2 separate regions of the Homo sapiens genome follow, and region 1 is linked to region 2. A link is a loop called in an ENCODE intact Hi-C map of the cell type or tissue named here. Cell type or tissue: heart right ventricle. All regions are shown on one strand. Each heading gives the region's core, and the rest is flanking DNA. Links, peaks and the distances in the headings are about the cores only. Region 1 overlaps GBP4 (guanylate binding protein 4). Region 2 holds the start of LOC112268267 (a long non-coding RNA gene).

Evidence for each region. Hi-C counts contacts between places; a loop is a spot of excess contacts. Peaks named below come from ENCODE experiments on the same cell type or tissue, not always from the same donor. Only the 100,000 strongest peaks of a DNase experiment are listed, where the experiment ranks them.
Region 1: it touches region 2 in a loop (2.4-fold over the local background); 23 of 110 quality-filtered maps call a loop at or near these places.

Annotation. Positions count from the first base shown.
Region 1 is chr1:89,185,916-89,188,839 of GRCh38, reverse strand. It overlaps GBP4 (guanylate binding protein 4), which reads left to right. Exons shown (of 11, transcript NM_052941.5): 8 at 46-258; 9 at 1,738-1,840; 10 at 2,314-2,507. Among named protein-coding and RNA genes, the nearest start is that of GBP7, 11 kb to the right of the region's middle. In heart right ventricle, for the core only: no CTCF peak of the experiment used is centred there; no DNase peak of the experiment used is centred there.
Region 2 is chr1:89,115,905-89,118,828 of GRCh38, reverse strand. GBP2 (guanylate binding protein 2) reads left to right here. Exons shown (of 11, transcript NM_004120.5): 5 at 1,056-1,252; 6 at 1,595-1,837. It overlaps LOC112268267 (a long non-coding RNA gene), which reads right to left and starts at 1,051. Exons shown (of 2, transcript XR_007066213.1): 1 at 787-1,051. In heart right ventricle, for the core only: no CTCF peak of the experiment used is centred there; no DNase peak of the experiment used is centred there.

The sequences.
Region 1 (2,924 bases), core at 162-2,661, 70 kb before region 2:
TTCTAACAGCTTCTTTCTACTGTTTTCTCTACATTTTTCTGGCAGGACACCATAGAGAAAAAGAAGGGAGACTTTGTGCTGCAGAATGAAGAGGCATCTGCCAAATATTGCCAGGCTGAGCTTAAGCGGCTTTCAGAGCACCTGACAGAAAGCATTTTGAGAGGAATTTTCTCTGTTCCTGGAGGACACAATCTCTACTTAGAAGAAAAGAAACAGGTTGAGTGGGACTATAAGCTAGTGCCCAGAAAAGGAGTTAAGGTGAGGAAAAGGGGAATGGGGGATGGATAACAGAGGATAGTCAGAGGGTTTTTGTTGCCCCTTCTGAAAATCTAAGAATATAGCACCATTTGTGGAGAGGAAGCAGAACATGATGCTATTTTGAGTTTTTTAGTATTTAAATCCACAGTTAGTTAGACACTCTTAAGAAATCAGAAATATTTCTTCTCCAAGAGGATTTAACATCATGAATCCAGATGAAACAACCCATTTATTATATTTATTAATTAATGGGATAGTTTTTGTGCTAAGTGCAGAGGATACCTTATGAAGCAAACAACTATGTTTTCAGAAGTGTATTATTTTACCTGAGATGGACAAATTAATATTTGACTGGATAGGGTACAATTACGGTTATCGTACTGGTATGTACTAATATGATGATGATGATGATGATGATCTTGATGATTCACTTCCTATATCAGAGGAAGTGATTTTGTTGGATTATCAGTTTGATTCTCGGAATAATGTAAATTAGGTACCACTATCGTCCACATAGGCAGTTGAGAAATGTAATGCATGGAGAGGTTAATAAAGTGCCTAAGACAACACAGCCAGCAAGTGGTGGAGCTGATAGGGCTGACCTATGTACTTGACAGCCATTGGAAACTCAGAATTTTTCCTTTTGAGGAAACTTTTGTCCTGTGTTCCATGAGGACTGTACCAATTTCTGTTCCTACAAACAGTTTCCAAGAATTCCCTTTTCTCCATATCTTTGCCAACACTTGCTATCTTTTGACTATTGGATAATTATCATTCTAAAATGTGTGAGATAAAATGTCACTGTGGTTTTGATTTGCATTTCCCTGATGATTAGTGATGTTGACCATGCTTTCACATACCTGTTGGCCAGGTCTTCTTTTGACGAAAGTCTATTTAGTTTCTTTGCTCATTTTTTAATATATTTATTGGTTTTTTGAGTGTTTATTTTTGCTATTTAGTTATATGATTTCCTTTTGTATTTTAGATATTAACCCAGTATCAGATTTATGGTGTGCAAGTGTTTTCTTCCATTCTGTATGGAAGAAAATTCTTTTTCATTTTACTGATTATTTTCTTTGCAGAAATTTTTAGTTTGATGTAGTCCCACTTATTTTTGCACTTGTTGCCTGTGCTTTTGATGTCAAATCAAAAACTGAGAATGTGTATTTGTAGAACTGCCCATTTATGTTGTCGGGTTGTCTGCACCGGGGGTGGGTGGTGAGCAGCATCCCTGGGAGAGGAGGCTGGACAGGCAGGAGGGAGGCTGGACAGGCAGGAGGGAGGCTGCTGCACAGGGTTTTTATGACTTAACAAAGAGCTTGGACTTCTTGTGGCTGTGGAAGAAAAGAAACCACTGGATCTTAAGAATTATGCAAAGTTTACAGGGTTAGATTTGTGACTTTATTGAACAATAATTTCGCCATCATAAGATGAGACCTTTGCTGCCTGACAGGTCTTTGCTCTTTCTTGGTTCCTCAGGCAAACGAGGTCCTCCAGAACTTCCTGCAGTCACAGGTGGTTGTAGAGGAATCCATCCTGCAGTCAGACAAAGCCCTCACTGCTGGAGAGAAGGCCATAGCAGGTACAGGGGCAGGGCTCAGCTATCAGAGGGATTGGGAGTTTCCTGCAATGCCTTCTTGCTGATCACACTGAAAGATATTCCAGTTAAAAGGAGCTTCAAAAGTCACAAACATTGAGTTAAAATATTAATAAGTTCTGGATACCAAATGTACAGCACAGCGACTATAGTTAAAAAATATATTGTATACTTGGAATTTGCTTTCTCTTACTATAGAGGAGGGAGCTTCCTCCCACTATAGAACATATACTCTGCTAAATCTCAAAATCGCAAGGAGATTGGGGTTGAACCTCCAGCCAGTGCCTTCGCATCACATTATTCAACATTCTCTTCCAGACATGGCTAGTGAGATAATTCAGAGATTCCCAATCCCTCACCTTTGTGCTTTTCTCCGAGTCAGTTTGATCTGAGCTCAGGAGGGTAGAACTCAGGAATAACTGTCATTTTCTTCCCTCTCTAAAACCTTTGTGGAATAGCGGAGCGGGCCATGAAGGAAGCAGCTGAGAAGGAACAGGAGCTGCTAAGAGAAAAACAGAAGGAGCAGCAGCAAATGATGGAGGCTCAAGAGAGAAGCTTCCAGGAATACATGGCCCAAATGGAGAAGAAGTTGGAGGAGGAAAGGGAAAACCTTCTCAGAGAGCATGAAAGGCTGCTAAAACACAAGCTGAAGGTGAGTCTCCGTGAAGAATGGCAGTGCCTGAGGGACAATGCCCTGCTTCTTTAGGAAAGGAAGGACCAAAATTTTAGGCACAGTCATGATTCCAGAAGGAAACACAAAAGTTGTATGTTTCACTAAAATCTCAAATACATCTAAATTCTACTGAAGCCCGAAAGTCTACAAGAATCCACCATCTTCTTCTTGTTAGACTTTGGAGAGTACACATGACATCTCCCAGGGTCCCAGGCTGCTGTTTGTGGTGACTACAGGATGGTCTCACTGTGCCCCAATGAAATAGGACCTTAGTCCACCAATCCTTGCGATTTTTGGCACAACCATCTAAAGTACCTGAAATAGATCCATCTGGATGAAAGTATCAGATTTGGCTTGATATGAAATGATACTGAAAGATCACAAATTGCTCCATTT
Region 2 (2,924 bases), core at 105-2,604:
CATTCATAGAAGTGCTCAGATCAAAAACTTAGGAATCATCTTGGATGATTCCATTCCTTATGTTTTGGAAATTATTAATCATCAAACTCCTTCAGCTCCACTATCAAAGTTATTTCTCTAGACTAGCCAATTCTCACTACTTGCTCCATTGCCTCTCATCTTGGTTATCTTTTCAACTACCTAATTGCTTTTTGTATTAGTTTTGTTTGTTTGTTTGTTTTGGCATACACACTTGACTCACAGATGCAATGCCAGCCAGTATGATTTAAAAAACAAAAAACGATACTATATCCTCTCTTCACTTAATACCCACCAATGACTTCCCATTAACTTTCTATTAAATTTCAAACTTCTTACTTTGGTTTACAGAGCTTGCATATCCCAACCTCTATTTATTTTAAGGCTTCTGCCCTACCACACTGGATTTCTTGATATATGTTGTACACACTCAGTAATTTCCTATCTAAGGGCCTTGAAGGGTCTGTGATCTCTGTCTGCAATGTTCCTCCATTGGATTTGTACATGACTGGTTTCTTCAATTCATTCAGATCACTGCTCAACTACAATGTCAGAGATAATTTACCTGGAAAACTACATGAACCAGCACCACATGCAGATACACACAATTATTCTCTGCTTTCCTTATTGGTAGATTTGGGAGACACCAGAGTATTAGATGAATGTCTATTGGTTGCTAGTTTCTAAAAATACATTAGGAGCTAGTTGCCCAGTTCGTTTTCCTTCAAGACAATTGTTATCAATACCTGATAATTTATTTTTGTTTACCTGTTCATTGTTTGTCTCCATCATTAGAATGTAAGCTCTATAGTGGTAGCATTGTCTCATTCATTACAGCGTTCTTAGTCCCTAGGGCAGTGCTTGGTTCATAGTAGGTGCTCAATAAATGTTTGTGAGTGAATGAATTCTGTAAATAAATGTTTGTGAATGAATGAATGAGCTAATAAAAAGAAACCAAATTATTTTAGGTAAGCATTAGGATAAAATGTAGTATAAAGAGTGGCATTTTCTGTAGTTTTCTTAATTTAGCATCTCAGCTATGTGACAGAGCTGACAGATCGAATCAAGGCAAACTCCTCACCTGGTAACAATTCTGTAGACGACTCAGCTGACTTTGTGAGCTTTTTTCCAGCATTTGTGTGGACTCTCAGAGATTTCACCCTGGAACTGGAAGTAGATGGAGAACCCATCACTGCTGATGACTACTTGGAGCTTTCGCTAAAGCTAAGAAAAGGTTACTGGGTCTGATGCTTGGTTGGGTAATAAATAGAGAGCAAATAATATCAAAATAACCATTTCTGTGCAGTGCTAAAAATTATAATTTTTAACTGTATTTTTCTGACTGTTCTGCTAGAGGAAATGGAAACATTGCTTGACTATATCAGTTGGAACCAATTTTAAATTGCATTACCTACCTCTTCTTGGAGACTTTCCTTTCTCTACCCCTTTAATTTTTTATTTCTTCTTCCTAATAAATTTCCTCCTTACATGGGCTTTGTGAAAATTATAAAATTGAAAGATCATATTTGAAGTAATTAATTTGAAGTTTTACTACTTCTAATTTTCATTCCTGTAGGTACTGATAAGAAAAGTAAAAGCTTTAATGATCCTCGGTTGTGCATCCGAAAGTTCTTCCCCAAGAGGAAGTGCTTCGTCTTCGATTGGCCCGCTCCTAAGAAGTACCTTGCTCACCTAGAGCAGCTAAAGGAGGAAGAGCTGAACCCTGATTTCATAGAACAAGTTGCAGAATTTTGTTCCTACATCCTCAGCCATTCCAATGTCAAGACTCTTTCAGGTGGCATTCCAGTCAATGGGCCTCGTGAGTCACTCTCTCTACCCACTTCCTACCTGGACTTTCTCCTTCTGCCCATTGTAGAGGATAAAATGGAAAGCATAAGGGTCACTTCTGACAAATGCATAGTCTATTGATGGCAAGGAAAATACAACATGAAAATCATATTATAAATTTTACATGAAAACTAAAGCTATAGTATCATCTCATATTCCTTGCAAGGAGAATAAAAAAAGAAAAGAACTAGAATTGAATTCTATTATGGTAAACTTCTCCACCAACTTCTCAGCTCCCTCTTTATCAAATAAACATCCAGGATATATATACTGAGCAACAAAGAAAAAAGCAAATACTATATGTAAGTGAGACTTTGCCACTAACTAACTGCAGTACAATTCTCTTGTTCAGCAATTCTAAAATATTTAGGGAATGCCTATAATGTAATGTACCAACCACTGAGTATAATGATGGATAAAAGAAATGTGACTTTTATCCTCATTCCAGCATAATAGGAGCAAAAGATACTTCTGTAAAAAGTAAAAAAAAAAAAAAGTATAATGATAAATAGTGGTTAACACAATGCATAAAAATAATAGGCTGCTATGAAAGAGTAAAGGGAGAGGCAGGGAGATATAATTTAGAGTGTGAGAGAATGCTTGTCTGTGAAAGTCACCTGTAAGATGAGAACTTAAAAATGATTGAGTTGGCTGGGCACGGTGGCTAATGCCTATAATCCCAGAACTTTGGGGGGCTGAGGTGGGTGAATCACTTTGAGCTCAGGAGTTTGAGACCAGCCTGGGCAACATGGGGAAACCCTTCCTCTACTAAAAACACAAAAATTAATCAGGCATGGTGGCTAACACCTGTAATCCCAGCTACTCAGCTGGCTGAGTCTGAAGGATCACTTGAGCCTGGGAGGCAGAGGTTGCAGTGAGCGGAGACTGCACCACCGCACTCCAGCCTGGGAGACAGAGTGAGACCCTGTCTCCAATATATATATATATTAAATAAATGGTTAAGAGCTAACCAAAGCATATAGAGGAATAGCTTTATAGCAAATAATGTAATGTGGAAATGCATAGGGCAGGATAGAACTTTGCAACTTCAAGAAAAT